2 separate regions of the Mus musculus genome follow, and region 1 is linked to region 2. Evidence: chromatin loops called from intact Hi-C (ENCODE). Cell type or tissue: left cerebral cortex. All regions are shown on one strand. Each heading gives the region's core, and the rest is flanking DNA. Links, peaks and the distances in the headings are about the cores only.

Region 1 (8,330 bases), core at 42-8,041, 76 kb before region 2:
CGGATGAGAATTAGCTAATAATAGGTCTCATTCACAGTGCTGATCGATATGCCAATCAGGCTTCTCACTAAGAGCTTCCCATGCATGGTTGTACTGAACCCTCTACAGTGTCATAGGGTTATTTTTTAGACAAGGAAATGACTCACCGCACAAGGGTCCTCTAAGGAACAAGATGGTTCTCAAACCTCGTTTTTTTTCACTCCAGAGCCTGTAACTCCCATCACTAGCTCTCACCACTCTCCACTATGGTTCACAGCTTGGGTAGCATCCTCTCTGTCAGGAAGAGGCTAACACCTGACTTTCTCACCACATTGAATAAGTCATGAATATATCCTGATAGTAAAGTACAGGCTGGAGACAAGCAGCATCGAGACTAACGTTTGAAAGAGGCCAGTGGGCAGGAAGACACTAGAATCTCTTTTCTACCTGGACTCCATACAATGAAGATAACGTGCTCAGAAAAAGCCCGTGATCCACAAATGTGAGAGAGGTGGGTGCTACATAAGTGACCTATGCGTGGTCAGGGGGCCATGTGGGCCAGCTTTTGAACATATACGTCTCCCTCAGTTCAATACTCATGTGTCCTTGGTCCGACTCACTGCCCCAGACACAAGAGCCAGGGGGACTTCATTGATGCCCCAGGACTCACCTCTGCACCTACAGCAATGTGACCTTTTCTTTCTGTGTAATGTACTCTAGCACTGGACCTAGTACCCAGAGGTGTTTAATATTTAATACCCATCCTCCCTGTCTCTCTGTCTCTGTCTATGTCTCTCTCTCTCCATCCTTCCCTCGCCTTGGTCTCCCCCTCTCTGTCTCTCTTCCTTCTTGCTCCCTCCCTCATCCTCCCTTTCTTCCGTGTTCTCTTTGGTCCTTAAAGCCAGATTTTCACATACCTTCCTTGAAGCTTGCTTTCTTTCCCTTCCCTGAATCTGGAATGCACCCCGTATTTTTAACTCTGACCCAGAGACGCGGAATCTGTCCCTTTCAGACACTTTCTCTATGTCTACTTACTCTAGGTATCAGCCAGTGCTCCAAAAAGCTCCAGGACATGCCCTGTGCTACTGCCCTGGCTCCAAGGTCAAGTGGTCCAAAAGGCCAAGAGGGTGGCCTTTCCTGCCTGCTTCTGTAGCTTCTTCATAGGATGGTGAGCTTGGCCACCAAAATGGGCTAAGCATACTGATGTTTGGCAAGAATCTTTATATAGATAGTGACTCCCTCAAAAGCATTTACCAGGTGCCTTATCCACCCTGGGGTAGGGATTCTCTTCCCTAAAGAAGAGTCTAACAAATGAAATATGTTTCCCATGACACCTGAGGTAGCTGTGGTCAGCATCTGTAATGGAACAGCTAGGTGGAATGGTGATAGCCTATGTTAGGGTTTAGACCAGAGTCCGAATCCGCTCTGCCTTTTATGAGGTGGTAGACACTCGACAAGCTCAGCCCTCGTGCAGCACAGCCTGAGCACTCCTGCCTAGGGGCTTGGGATGGGTTTTAAAGGCCCACAAGTGTTTCCTAATTACTTGTGTTTTGACTCCAGATGGCTGGGAAAGGCAGGCTGACAAAATGACTGTGAGTGTAGACTCCTGGCCCGAAATCGAGCTTTGTACAAATTAGCTCCGGGGGGCTCAAGTCCATCACACCCAGGAAGTCTCAGTTATTCCTGTCATAAAGTGGATCTAATCTTGGCTGTCATTTCCCCATCCGCTTATTCCAAGATTATCAAGTCAGTCCACACCAGGCATCCCACAAAGACAGTACTAAGCTTATAGAGATTTAATTCTAAGTCAGTTAATGGTTCTGCTTAGCACATGCCCAGTACAGTTGCCGCTACCTCAGGAGTCTCAGGATTGATGCATGATACTCCCTGAGATGAGCCAACTCTCCAGATCTGGGGTCACCAGATCACAGGTTGCAGTCTGTGGCACACGCAGGTGAGGAGTGTACTCAAGGCTCAGCCTTCGGCATGATCAGAGCCAAGGCCCAGGGGCTGCCACAGAGGTTCCCTTATCCATAGCCTGTGCTCAGACCGAGTCCCACAGCCTAACAGGAGGCGGCCTAGAAACATCACAACTCTTTGCTTTGCTTGGCAGGAAGCTATTTTAGGCCTAGCACGGGAGGATGCTGCATGCATTAACATGATCACGGCTTCTCTGATTACAGCAAGTGGCTTTTATTTTTAAAACTGTTTCATGGTGAGAAGACGTGCCCAGTGCGTGCCCAGAGCTGGTGGGTATGGAGGAGGGCCCAGTCGGGGTAGCATTCTACGTGTGGACACCAGCTTGGGACTGCCACTGCTCTCTGTGAACCCTCTGCTCTCCGTGCCTCCATGGACCTTCAACTTTATAAGGAGGCTCTCTTATGTCAGAAGGTGGGAGCTGGTGGCCTCCCTGGTGCTGGGGGTCAGGCTGGCCCTGGCTGCTCTGTGTTGAGCAGATGGCAGCATGTGGCACCCAGGTGGGTATTCTGTCTCCTTCCTCTCACCAATGCCAGCCTCCAACCACCGTTGGTTCCTCTATCTCTGCAGGTTATTTTTACCACAGGGCAGAAAAAAAAAAGTGATGCTATTTCTTCATGTTCTCCCCTGAAACCATTGCACCAGCTCCCTGAGAAAAACCTCTTGACAGATGGCTCTAGTCTTTGGTGCTCAGAGAAGCAACAATGATCCTGAGCTGCAGGCAAGCTACCTAAATGCAGGGTGAGTGGCGTCAACCCCTTTCTTCAGAAAGGCTTGGAGGTTGGGAGTTCAAGTCTCGACTCCAGCGAGCTATGTCACATTAAGGAAGTGACTCGGTCTCACCGAGTTCCACTTCTTCCCACCTAAGATGAAGTCAAGGGTGGGCACTTTTTGTGAGATCACTGCAAGATTGGTTACTCTAGAGCAGTGGTTCTCAACCTATGGGTCGTGACCCCTTGTGGGGTTACATATCAGATATCCCACACATCAGATATTTACATTACAATTCACAACAGTAGTGAAATTACAGTTATGAAATAGCGATGAAAATAATTGCATGGTTTGGGGGAGGGGGGCAGTCACCATAACAGGAGAAGCTGTGTTAAAGAGTCACAGGATTAGGAAAGTTGAGAACCACTGCTATAGAGCCTGGCACAATGTAGGCATAGCTCTTTACTGCCTGATGCAGTTGTCTGGGGAACGGAGTTCTACAAAGCACACTGGAAGATGACAACCAGAGAACTGCTCCTACAGCCCACCTGACCCCACCTCCTGCCACCCATGTCTCCCCTAAGAACTTTGAGTAGGAGCCCAGGAAAAGCTCAGAGCCAGGCTGCAATCAGCCATGCTGTGCTCGAAGGCCCCAGAGTAGCCCCAAACTCACAGAGAAGCCAAACACCAACTGTGGTGTACATTTAGTGAGCACCTACTATGTGCCAGGTCCTAGGTACAGCATGCTTCAAACCTCGAATTTCCTCCTCCAAACATCACAGGGAAGGTGCTGTTATCCCACTTTAGAAGTAAGAAGATTGCAGATCAGGAAATAAAGGACTATCTGAGGTTCCTGTGACTCTGAGGCCGGGACCCAACTCTGGCTTGGCAAGACGTAGAATTGTGCTCAATAACAACAGACTGCTGAGGCAGGGTGCCAGGACTGAGGGCTGCTCTCCCTCCCCCAACATAGCCTTCTGTGGTACATCTGGCCAGGACAGTGAATTCTAGACATGACTGGCGTAAGTGGGGGGGGGGGGGTGAATCTCTCCCGCTCTTGCCCGTGCCCTTCGGGTTGCCCACACTGTACCTTCATTAGCCAAACATGTGAGCCCTCAAGGGAAGGGCACCTTCATCTGTGGTTGGCAAAGATGCCAGGAAGCTGCACATTTGGCTGAGCATAAATAAGAGAAGGGATCAGGGCATAGGAGTGTTTGGGGACAGGAGACCCTAATGAAAGGGACCAGTAGGTAAGGTCCTTTTTATGTCCCCCACACTTCAGCCATCTCCGGAGACTGGAACCAAGTGATCGCCGTCGTGCTGAGGGACATGCCTGAAGTTGGTTTGCTCTCTTTTTCCTTTCAAACAGCTCACTCCTACTTTACCTGTGGAGGCTCGTCTTTGCTGGGTCCACATAGTCGCTGTTCCCATCACTGAGCTAGGAGCCTGAGCCACAACCATACTCATTTGGAGTCATCACAGCTCTTCAGGTGCCTCCAGTCTCTTCTTACCAAGTCCAGTCCCCACCCACCTTTCTCCCAGAACTCTTCATTGAGGCCCCAGGGACAGCACTCACTTGCAGCCCCACATGGCCCATCAAGTGCCCTGCTTCTAACCATTCCAACCCCATCTGTGACTCAAGTCCACTTGCCTCAAGGTCCATCCCTACTCTGGACCATTCTCACCCCATGTGCTTCTGCTTCTCTGTCTGTAAAATGTGGAGCTTATAAGAACATTTTCCTTGTAAGACTGTTGCAAACACTAGACAGCGGCCAGACGTGGACTCAGTGATGATCAGCCGCCATCCCATCTTCCCTGCCCCAGCGCCACCTTACCCCATCTCCATGGCCACTATCATGTCTCCACAGCTCCATGCCACCCCACCACCCTCCTGTTTCCAGAAGCACCAGCATCTCCAAGCCACCAGCAGCACCCAGGCCAGACCTTAGTCTCCACCCTTGCCAACCGGGCTCCTCTCCTCTGCTCAGGATCCCACCCCAGGTCTCTGTTTTGTGGGTCTGAGACCAGGCAGGCTGTCTGGCTTGCAAGGTCATCATTATTCTTCACCCTGCCTCACCTCCTCACTGCGGGATGACCAGCATCAGACTCTTCTCATCTCTGGGACCCCGCTTTCCTTTCTGGTGTGTGAGGTCTCAAACCTGGGACATACAGCTGATATGCCTGATGACGGATCAAAGTGGACTCTAGCCACCAGGTTCTCCCAGCACCCCTTGGTCCCTATGTGTTACAGGGTCCTCCTGGCTGGCATACCCTACGCCCTACCCTGATCTCTATCCCACGGACTAGGTTACCTCTTCCCTCAGCTCCTTTGGCCTCTGTATAACTCAGCCATTTAGGCTGCACTACTCACTTGGCCAGTCTCTTGGCCTAGTCCACCCACCTTGGTCGGTGGCTCCTCTCTTGTTCTCCCTCTCCTCTCTTTTCACCTGGCCCAGATCATAGCCGTGTTCACTCTTAACCCTTCCATATGTCTCTGGTTTTGATTTCCTTCATATCTACAATAAACCTCCTCCTCAACCATTGCTAGTAGTCATGAGTTCGTTTTTATTTTTTTATTTTTTCATTCAGTCCGTCCTTTAAGAAAAGAAGTGAAAGGAGCAGATCTTCCCCATCTTACCAATAGGCACTAGGTATCTTTTGGTCCAATGCAGAAAGTGGAGTACTTCCTGTGCTCGGCTACAACCTCAAAGGCAGGCCCATGTCTGCTTCTAGTTGGTGTCCCTTAAAGCATGCAGACCTTGGCACATGGCAGACAGCATGGCAGGGGCTCTGGGCTAATAAACGTACACTCCAAACCAGTGCTACAGTTTAAAGCTACAAGAGCCAGCTCAAAACCACCCAACCTTTGCCTCACGCCACTCTTCTGAAAGGTGAGAACCATGGCAAGCCCTCAGCCCAGGGCAAGCAAGCTTCCCTGCACACTTTCAACCATCGAGGCTGCTGTTGGGAATCAGCATAGCCCCCAGCGGAGGGCAAGCATCCACCTGCATCAGAAGGCTGCAGGGGCTTGAGGCTGGCTTTCTCTAGATAGTTCTTCCCTAACCTCTCCCCATAAACCTTGCTCATCGCAAAGCTGCCTTTGTGTTCAAGACAAAAACAAAAACAAAACAAACAAAAACAAAAACCAGCAAATCTCTGCAGACTTCTGTAAACACAAGGTTGAAGAGGGTGATTAAAACCTCCAACTTTTAACCAGCAAGGGCAGAATGGCTGGTACTTGGGAAATCAGATTGTCAGCGTATGTACCCTTTACCCTGACCCAAGGAAGCAACAGGTAGGCATGCCAAGATATCCATAACGCTCAAGTCTCTGGGCCCAAATATGACTGGGTCCAGGTAGCCTTTAGAGAGGTGTCCAGGTAAAAGATAGAAGCAGTGTCTCCCACAAGCTAGGAGAGCCAAGGACCCCTGAGACGTCAAGGAGTCTCCCTTTCAGCTATGCCTGCGTGGGCTGGTCAGTCCGCCGTCTGGACTTTATTTTCTACCTGATCATTAACTCACAAAGGTGTCATAGAACCCAAGACCTTCTTTATCAGTGTCTGCTTCCTGAGCATCTGACACATGCCGGACTCCATGCTAAGCCCTTCAGACGTGTGGTCTCTTCTCAGTTCCCAATCACGCCTACAAGGCTGGATTTCACCAAGGCGGAAACTGAGGCAGCAAGATACTCAAGTCTTTATTTGAGGTTACACAGTAAAATCGGCTTTCAAGCAGGCCTGGCGAATCTCAAGCATAAGTCCTTAATGAAAGGCATGATCAAATTATAAAATATGATTTATAAAACCCCTACTTTTATTATACTGACCAGAGAGAGGTGAATGCTATGAGTGGCCACCATGGTAGAGGTTAACTAGAGGCAGAGAGTCAGCCCACGGCTAGTGTGAAGGGCATGGGGCAGGGATGGGGTTCAAGCATTCAAGGCCTTAGACTTTCCTCTCTCCCATCAGCCCACCCCTAACACACTCTACCTAGACTCATACAGCTGGTAACTTGTGCCCACACCTGTCACTGTTCTTGGAGCTTCATGCTGGACCCTGTAGATAAGGAAAGTTGTTCCCACTTTATACAAGAAGAAAACCAAGACTAAGAGACAGTCTTGATTAGGGACATGTGACTAGTCTGCTCAGGGACAGGGCTTAGGGTTATAAGTCGGATGCCCTGATTCTAAAACCTTTAGTCAGGGTAGAGGGGAGCCCCTGAAAACACCCTTCACATCCCCTCCCTTGCAGGCTTATGCCTTTGTCAAAGTGTGGCAGCTTGCACATGCGCTTACTCATGTGTTAAGGCCTTAGGGACAGGGACCATGAAACTCGCCAGGATGTGGCCACAGCGAAGCACTCAGAAATCATCATGGCTAGAACCACAGCCGATGCCCCTTCTCACAGTGGACCTGGGATGATGTCGCTATGGGGAGGTGACAAGGTTGCTGCCTGTCACCTCCCCACAGTAACTGTCCACTAAGCCAGCCTCTGGCCACTTCATTCCTGGGAAACAGGTCAGAGAGTGGCCCCAAGAGACTTCTTCCTATTTCCATCCTTCCCTGTGGCAGCATCTGTCACGACACCCTCGGCATAGCTGACGGAGTTCACAGGTAAGAATGAGGGTGTCCCGGGCAATCTGAATATCTGACAAACAAACAGGCTTCAGTGTAAGTGAGCCCCACGGACCACCTGATAAACCAGGATCTCTATCCAGGCTTGCCATGTATCCATACCTGCTGCCTATGTAAGCATACGTTTAAAAATTATTTCATTTTATTTCAAATTTGCCCAGGTGCTTTGTACATCACCTGACCACCATACCTGTGAGTGTTCCAAGTTCTGTTTTTGTGTTTTTGAGGAAGGGGTAGATGCTATTTTCTCCATAGGGCTGGAAAGGCTATCCCCCCCAAGGACCGAGGGGGCACAGGAAGAGGCTAGCCACAGGTCCTGGTGGCTATTGTGCAGGACATAGCCCAGGAAGGGGGTCAGAATGCAGCAGAGAGGGGGAGTGTGTCACTACAGCCGGTGGTGTACTGGGTTGACAATGCCTCCCTGGCACAGGGAAGAACTCAAGATGCCCCAGCTGCTCGCCATTAAGCAGAGCTGGCATTTTAGAGCACGTCAGAGGCGCTGGCTTCCTGCCCTGGAAGTCAGCGTCTGGCCTCTGAGCCAGCATTGCCTGCCGGACTCAGGCCCTCTCACCTCTGTGGGCCAGGGCTTCCAACGGGCCCATTGTCATCCTGCCTGGGTACCTCAATGGAGCCATTCAGGAGCCTTGAAACAAGCCCCTCTGGAGGGCACTTCCTCCTCCTGCTCTAGCATGCCCTTGGCCAGAGCCCTCTCCTGTGTGGGTGTGGGGTCTGGCTGTGGTGACAGCAGCTGGCAGCCAGTGCAACGTTACTGAAGGGTGGATTGTTGACAGGGGGCACAGATATACCCCACGAGTCCTGGGATTCCAGGCACACTGCCCACACTGTGCCCCCACCCGACTCAGGGCAGCTGTGAATGGGGACGCAAGGTTCCTATTACAGTCACCGTGGACTGTGAGTCACAGGAGATGGGTAGAGAAGAGTGAGAGATGAGCCTTAGTCAGATCTTAGCTGTGCGAGGTAAGCAGGTCATCTCACCTCTTCCAGCTCCGCTTTCTTTAGCTGTAACACAG
Region 2 (8,330 bases), core at 237-8,236:
CTCCTTGCCTCCCAAGTGCTAGGATCAAAGGCACATGCCATCATGGCTAGTACACATTCTATACTTTCATTTCTCATTATCCATCTTCCCCGCAGGACTAGAAGAGTCAGAAAGTCAGAAGTACATCCATTTACTTCAATAAAGGCTGAAGCTATGAGGGTGGTGCATAGCTGAGCTAGAACCACAGCCCATCTAGCTGCTTTTGGTCTCCCCAGCACAGGAGTGTTCCTCATTCCCAGATGTATCACCTTCCTCTCATTCCAGATGGACACCCCTGATCCTAATGTCAGTTCAAATCTGATCATTGCTGACTGACACATTACCTCTCTACAGATTTCCATGATGCTGTGAGCCCCAAGGCAGAGCCTGACTGCAGAGCTGGGATGCAGATGATGCTCTCAACTGTTTAGAGCCCATTCCAGCACATGGCAGCCACTGTCTCTGTGTAAAGCAACTGTATCTACAGTGTGGATGTGTGTGTGTGTGTGTGTGTGTGTGTGTGTGTGTGTGTATGTGTGTGTATGTATGTGTGTGGTCTGACTACTGTGGTCAGAAGGCTCACTAGGTTATACCGTGCTCGGAAGCTCCATTGTGGCCAGCTGGTATGGGTGTGTTGTCATACATGGCCAATAGTTAGACGTTTGGACATTTGTGTCAGGGAGAGGCCTGTTGACATTCTGGTTCCTGTTTCCCAGCTCTGACACTTGAACAAGTAAGTGTCTGAAAACTCATTTTATTCCTCTATCAAATTGAGATAATACTGGTCTTTTTATGGCTCTTCTGATGGCTGAATGTGTTTAAACGCAGAGACTGTGTCCTTGAGAGGTGAGGAGTGTTAGTAGGGCCTTTCTCTTGAGGCCCTGCCCATCTGGCCTGCCCTGGCTGCCATCACTGACCTCCTTGGTGGATATGGTCCTAGCTCTATTAGGTTTCAGGGATGGAACACTTCCAGAAAGTAGCAGAGCACAGTAGGAAGGAGACACAATGTGGACAGAGGCATGTCTCCAGGTACATACAGCCTTAGAGACAGCCAGCTGGTGTGGCATAAACAGAGGAAGATATGGGCACTGAAAACTGAGTTGAGTTCAGATCTGTAACACCCACCCACCCACCTTCTCTGGGCCACTGGTGATGGTTCTTGTTGGTGCTGCTGTTTTGTTCTTTAATTTTTGTGAACCAGATGCGTGAAATGACTTCTAGCTGCTCTGCAGTGTAACGTGGAAATGAATCAGACTCTCACCACAAAGAGCACTCACAGAAACGGAATTCTGGCCGCTTGATTCTGCTCTTCTGCCTTTCCAGGTCTATTAGAAGGCCACAGTGAGCTCTGGAGATGCTCTGCTTCAACCGTTCTCAACTTGCACCTCAGGCTGGACCCCTGCATCTGCCACGCCAAGTTCCTCTCCCATAGTCCCACTTGGACTTCTAGAAGTTCTGGCAACTAGATCAAAGCCAAGAGAGTTCTCGAGTCCCCCTTCTTTCTCATGACCTGCCCCTCTGCCATTTTCTGTCCACTTTCGGTGGCATTGGATAGTATGCCTGATTCTTCCTTCTCAAATACCTTTCATCCAAATCACAACGCTATTGGCTCTACCTGCTCACACATCCTACTCACATCTCAGACCTGCAGCTGTCACATGAGCCATCACACGTGTCCAGGAGACATGTCTCCCTTGGAGCAGTGCTCCTACAGATGAGTTCATGGGTTATGCTGGAGCCCCAGACTGTCCTATTTCTACTCCTCCTCCTTCTACCAGCAGCCTTTACTTTGCATCAACAGCCAGGGAGGACACACTAGCACATCTGATTGTATTCACTGCAGCCCCCCAATGTGTGCACTTGCAGCCCTGGTTTGCCCTACCAGGCTCTGCCACAACCACCTCTATGGTTTCCCTTCCTCTCAGCACAGGTGACCTCCTTTTTGCTTCTTCAGCACAGCCAGCCACCCTGGCCACAAGCCTTGGTTTCACACTTGATTAGCTAGCTGCTCTACTGATAAAAGCTGTGCCTGAGAGGTCCTCACACCAGCCAGCCTGAGGTGTTCCTGGGGATGGCTCATCTCCATTGTCAACTCTGGCCTCAAACCACCTGCAGTCTTCCATCTCCTCATAGGCTGGGATGTCCTGACAGCCCCTGTCAAGGTTCTGTGTTTTGTCATTTCTGTTTGCTATTTAGAGAGACACCTGGCCTGAAGCTGTGGGCTGAGAAGAGTGCAATGTGGAGAGTCCGAGTTGACGCTGCCCAGTCTCTGCAGGGAAAGCCACCCTGAGCCAGGTCTCTCAAAATGACCCCTGTCAGCTCTATCAGATGCATCAAGAGAGCTGCTGCTCTCTTCCTTCTCTGCCAGGGTCCCAAAGGAGCACAAGGCTGCTGACCCTTGTCTTTAGTCACCCTTGAATTGTCTCTAGGCAAAATGTGGGGTGGTGGGATGGCTCTGTCCAGGAGCGGCCTCCCCAGACTCAGCTCCCAGCCCTGCCAGAGAAGGGTTTATCACACTTAAGGGGTGACTTAAGCTCTGAGCCTCTGTTCCTGGTCTGTAAAATGGGGGTCATTGTGGTCAACTCCCTCACACAAGTACAAGTATATTCGAACCCACAAGAAGCTCAGGATGGGGCCTGGCTCCCAGGACACAGGCATAACCATTAGCTATTGATGTTATCCAATTCACAGCCATAGAGGGAGTAGGTTTTGCTACCAATTCTGTCCGTCTGTGTCTATAGTCGTCTGCAGATTCATGTCTATTTTCTCATATGCAAATGAGATACTCACAGCAACCTGGCAGGTCGATGCTCAGTGAATGGTAAGATGCTTGGCTCTAAGAGAGGCTTAATAGAAGCTAGTCCTGTCCCTTCTATTCCCCACTCCCCTCTGAAGCTTGTTTCTGCACTCACAGCACTCCTCTCTCTGCTGTCACACTGAATAAATGAATACGTTAAGTCAGTGCACGCAGATACTTTAAGAATCCAGGCTGGTACATTTCCCAGGTTTCTCCGCCATCCATCACGAAACATTAACAAGAGCACTTAGAGAAAGGCATCAAGGATAGAACTAAGCTCCTCCTCAGCTTGGTAGCTCTTGTGCCAAGTGTCACATGCTATTAAGGACAAGGGCAGGAGAGGCTGAGCTGAGAGGGGAGTCGCTAAGAGTGGCGGTGGGGTGGAGGAAGGATGGTGCCTGAGAGGCTGTGAAGGGCTGGAGCTTGCTGCTGGATAGCCCTCAGCCTTCCCTGGAAGCTTTCACAAACAGAAAAGCAATGTTCTGTAGACTGAAGAGAGACAGCAACACCCCAAATGCTCAATGGCTGAGCAAATTGTAGCCTGTGCAGATTACCCAGCATGTCGCAGCCTGGAGGGAGAGAGGAGTGAATTTCCATGTGCTGCCATGGAAGGCACCTGGTGAAAAGGAGAATGCTGGCTACAGTCCGGCTCTCTTTGTGCTGGGAAGTTCTATGGCTGTACATGAACACAGACACACATGGATGTAAGAGCAGGACTACAAACAGCAACGGGCACTGGGGGTAGGGGGCGGGGGGGGGGGGTGGGACTGGGCAAGGAAAGCAGCCCAGAGCAGTCACTTGGTGGGGGTAGGTGCTGAAACTCTGCTTCCCCCTTTTGGTTACATACAGGTCTCTGCTAGTGATTGTTTTGCACATGCATTGCTTTGGAAGATGAGGGGAAATGAAACAAAGTAAGAAAGGAGAAATTAATTCTGCAAGGGGCCTGTGATTGGGCCAAAGATCCCTCCAAGCCCTCTGGCAGCACTCCAGAGCCTGTTGAAGATGCTGAAGGAAGGCTTCCATTAGCTGGGGGGAGCAGAAGGGCACACAGACAGTATATCTGGCAATTGGCTTCTCTTAATAGGCTAACATGTTAGATTCAGCTCATGCATTGATTTAGTGGGTAAGATCCTTCTCTGTCCCAGGATGCTTTCACCACCCAGACTGCAGCTTTGCCTCTTCACTCAGGCACCTAGGACCCTTCCTCACAAGACCTATCCAAGTAGAGCTCCATCATTCTGAGATTGGAAAAAGGCATGTTTGGTTTTGTTTCATGACACACCCTGCCAGAAACGGTGTTTAGAAACAGATGGCATCTGCCAGGACTCCCATCTGCTCTGTCCTTCCAGGAAGGATGAAAATAGATGATGGGTTCATCTTCCCAGCTTCTGTTTCCAGAAGGATCCTCTATGGTCTTTTCAATCACTCAGGTTACCAATAAGATCCTTGTCCTGGGCGTTCATCTTGGTTGCAGTCACCGTTTGACATACTTTACCTAAGTACGTCTTTACAATGAAAGTTCAAAGCCAATGCAAGATGTTTCTTTGGTAGATGTGGACACCAAGGCCTGATAGGCAGAGGGTAAAGGGTGGGGGAAGCACTCTTAAATTCTAGGAAAAAAAAAGCCTCACCCCCAATGGTCCAAGGCCACTCTCTCCAGCAGATGCTCACTATAAACATGGCACACAGCCTTGCCAGGAGTATTGGCATCCTTGTCACCTGTACCCCAGGGATGTGCATTCGAACCTCTTTCCCCTTAGGGGCCTGGTAAACTAACAATACCTGAGTTTAGCTACCACTTAATCTACCTCCACACAGCCTGCCCCCCCCCCCGAGAAAACCCATCTGCCCTGGAGAATAGCCATGAAGGACATCTTCCAGAAAAGCTCCCCAGGGTTACAGTGGGTCCACACAATGTGCCTGCTCAGTAGAATGGAGTGGAATAGATGTTTATTTCAGGAGCCCCGAGACTTGGACTTAGACAATGATGCTTCGGCCCCTTGTGACCTGAGCAGGCAGATCTCCCTCTTTAGGATAACTGCACTAAGCACTGATTTACACAGAATAAAATGCACCATTGGAAGTGTTTCTAAAAATGTGTGGCTTCTGTCGCTGCTGCTGCTGCAATCCGGATATAGGTGTTCCCGTTACCCCAAAGGCTCTCTGAGCTTTCATTCCTAGAGCTTAAATTTCCCTTTTATAGAATTTTGCACAGATGGAATTATTCTACATTCAGATTTTCTCCTTGGCTTCTATCTCCCAGTATAATGTCTTTAAGATTCATTTATGTTACTCATGTGCCTGCCTGCAGGTTGGTCCTATTCATGGCTAGATAGTATTTCACAGTTGAATGTGTAACAATGAGTATATTCACTTTTTAATTGTTGGGCACTTGGCTTATTTCCAGTTTGGGCCTATAGCAATTGAACCTGCTATAATCACGGGTGAACAAGTCTTTGTGTAACTGCCTGTGCTGGTATTGTTTACCTAAGTCCTTAGTTTGGAAAGGTTCAGTCATATGGAGGTCTGTTTCCTTGCTGAAGGCATCCATGGTAAGATACCACAGTTGAGAGCTTTGGAGCCCAGAATTCTAGAACCAGAAGCACCAAGCTCCTTCCAGGACCTCTCCAGGAGGACTCTCCTCTCCTTTTCCAGCTTCCTGCAGTCCCTGTCCCAGCCCTCAACCTGGGCAGCACATCTTTATGTCTGCTGTGTGGAAGAGACCCTGGGAGATTCATGTCTCTCCAACCACCAAAGAACCCAGTGAACTGCCCAGACACATGTCCCTGGGCCCAGTGCTGATATAGGACATGTCTGAGGCAGGACAGTCTACAAAGTATTCAGGCTGTATTCTCTCCAGGACCCACGAAGCAGCTGTGATCTATAGCTTCTGCTGAGAAAATCCTCCCACTGTGGCTGATTTCATGCTCCTGTGTGCCTGCATAGAGGAGTACATTGAAAAGAATTATGCATAGCAAACCAATATGTGCTATTTCATCTGCATGCCTAGCCTGGGCCGTAGCAGAGCCGAACGACTCCAGTGGTGCAGGCAGCAACAACATCGCTGAGAGTGATGAGTCTGGGGGATTTACAACCTTCATTTTTTAATGTAAAAGCATCTACTTGTCAGGCAATAAAATTTAAATTTTAATAATAACTGTCTTTAAAAAGTAGCCCACAGGATTCTTGGAAAGTGAGCAGTCAGCTTTTGCACTGGAGTATAAGCCCAGCTCTAGTATCTACATGCCACACCACATCAGCCACAGTGCCTAACAGAGAGGCCCCATGAACACTCACAGGGAAACTCACCAGCCACCTGAATCTCAGGGTTGTCATTCTATATAAGGAAAAGACAACCACTATCTCACTGAGGGGCAGTCAAATGTTGAAGTCCTAGCACCATGTCTGGCCCTTAGTAGTTGATCTGTGAGCATTCCCAAACTTCTGGATCAGACATTGGAAAAGAGAGGGATGGAAGCCATATGAGAGACCCTCATCTCAACCTTTCAATAGTAGGAAGGGTAGGTCAGATGGTTGGACTCTCTCCACCCATTCTGTGTGTGTCAGTGGCTAGGCTCCCCACCAAGAATTGATTGGCTGCCGACAAGTCCAGGTTCAGAGCAGAAAGATGCAGGTACAAGCCTGTTCCTTGCTCCAATCCCTTGTTGCAGAAACTAGCCAAGCGACTGGGCCTCCCTTAGACAGATGAGACCGATGCTGTCTGCCTCATGGGGTTATAAGGATGGGGGTGATGCTGATGTTAGCAAAGAGGGGCCCAGGTTCCAGCTGTCCAGCAGGGGTTGATTTTGTCCTGCAGTTAGGGGTTTAGACTTGCTGGCTTGGGAGGATGGAAGAGGTGGAACCATACAGGAAGCAAAGGGGAGATTTAACCCCGGGTATGATCTGAAGCCCCCTCCACAGTTTGCCTTGGTGACAACAGTAAGAACATCAGCTTCTCTATGTCTACTGGGAACCCATCTTCCTATGGAATACAACGTGCAGGTTTGTGTGTGCTTAGCCCTGCTCTTAGCAGGACTGTGTCTTCTGCATGCCCCTGGCAACAGAGCAATGGGACTCTCAGCACACTGACCACGGCAGGACAGCAGCCAGCACAGCTAAATGCACAGCCCCAAAGGATAAGTGCCAGTGCCATTCAGCCTCTATTTGGTGCAGAAGGAGCTGGCATATCTGAGAATCGCTGCCACCTCTCTGTAGCAGTCTACAAGTTGGGGTGGGGATTTCTTTCTGCAGTGTCTGAGGACAGATGAGCCACAAAACAAGTCAGAACTGAGTTCAAGTCCTGGTTCCACCATATTCAAGAGTGTGACTTTTTTTTTTTTTTTAAGTTACTCCACATCTCTGGATGCAATTAAAAGCACGTGCTTGGAACACGGCTGCTGTTTGAGAATTTGAGCTGATCTCTCGCAAGCCTCTCAAGCTACTGTCCTCAACTTGGAAACATTCTCAGACACAACCCGTCCTGGGAAGCCCCTCCCCCCAGGCTCTGCCCTCTAATTCTGCCGAACCTAAGGTCCCTTCTGGCAGTGTGGGGGACACGGCACCCAGGACTGTAGAGATTCAGGTCAGACAGGCATCACCTCTCTCCATTGCTTGCCATGTGTGGTTGCCCAAAGCCCATCTGCGTAAAATTTCCAAAGCAGGGAAGCCAGCCAGCTGGGTCTCTGTGGCCTGTGACAAAGGGGCCTGTTGTAATGATAAGAATATTTGTATCAAAGATAGACTTCCCATCGCACATCTCCAGTTTTTCTCATAGCCCCTCAAGGTCAGTTGCAGACCATCAGAACACAAGCCATGTCTGATTCCGGTGACCCCCAGAGATGCTGGGTGTGCATTTTCTGGCCTCTCTCAGTAGGCATTAGCATTTCTGCTGACAGGGCTGAAGGCTCAAGCCTGGGCCTCTTACTTAACCTAATTTACAACACCGTGGGATAACCATCCAGGTGGGTTCAGGTCTAAAGACAAGCTTGGGGTCAGGTGCTGTCCCTAGCACAATGCCATATCACTGTCCTGGCAGCCAGTAGGACTGTCAATGACACCATGGTACATAGAAAAACCTATCTAAGTCCGCTGTCCCAGCCTCAGTGGATCATTGGAGTCAGATTTGGGTTTTCTATTTATGTCCTGTTGTTTATAAGCTGTGTGACCCTGCAAACCACATGACCTCTTTGTGCTTCCATTTCCTTAGCTGCAATAGCTCTTTCTATACCCAATAAGAGTTGTAGTCATGATCACACGAGACATGCTTCTGAGTCCAGTAGCAAGTGACTGACACACACATAGTAAAGGCTCAGTAAATGTTAGTTCCTCTTCTTACACCATCAGCCATTGATATTCCTTGTCATACTCTATTGATAATTAGTTACCAGACTAGGAGAGTCTATTCTATTCTTACAGCCTTGAACTCCTACCAGAGTTGGATGGCTAACCTTGATTGTCAGCCTGACTGGATTGAGCGATACCTAGGAGATTAGTAAAGTAAACGGTGGGTGTGTCTATGAGGGCACTTCCAGGGATAATTGACATGTGCGACAGC

Evidence for each region. A loop is a pair of places that touch in the nucleus more often than their neighbours do. Peaks named below come from ENCODE experiments on the same cell type or tissue, not always from the same donor. Only the 100,000 strongest peaks of a DNase experiment are listed, where the experiment ranks them.
Region 1: a loop joins it to region 2, with 4 times the contacts of the local background. A loop is called at or near these places in 2 of 42 quality-filtered maps.

What each region holds. Positions count from the first base shown.
Region 1 is chr7:49,261,922-49,270,251 of GRCm38, reverse strand. The region is part of intron 1 of Nav2 (neuron navigator 2); the gene reads right to left. Among named protein-coding and RNA genes, the nearest start is that of Nav2, 20 kb to the right of the region's middle. In left cerebral cortex, for the core only: no CTCF peak of the experiment used is centred there; DNase peaks (open chromatin) are centred at 2,138, 2,506, 3,596, 7,851 and 1 more place; H3K4me3 peaks cover 310 bases; H3K27ac peaks cover 6,532 bases.
Region 2 is chr7:49,186,172-49,194,501 of GRCm38, reverse strand. It overlaps a transcript of Nav2 not described here. Among named protein-coding and RNA genes, the nearest start is that of 9130015G15Rik, 28 kb to the right of the region's middle. In left cerebral cortex, for the core only: no CTCF peak of the experiment used is centred there; DNase peaks (open chromatin) are centred at 3,245, 4,102, 4,933, 5,613 and 1 more place; H3K27ac peaks cover 3,532 bases.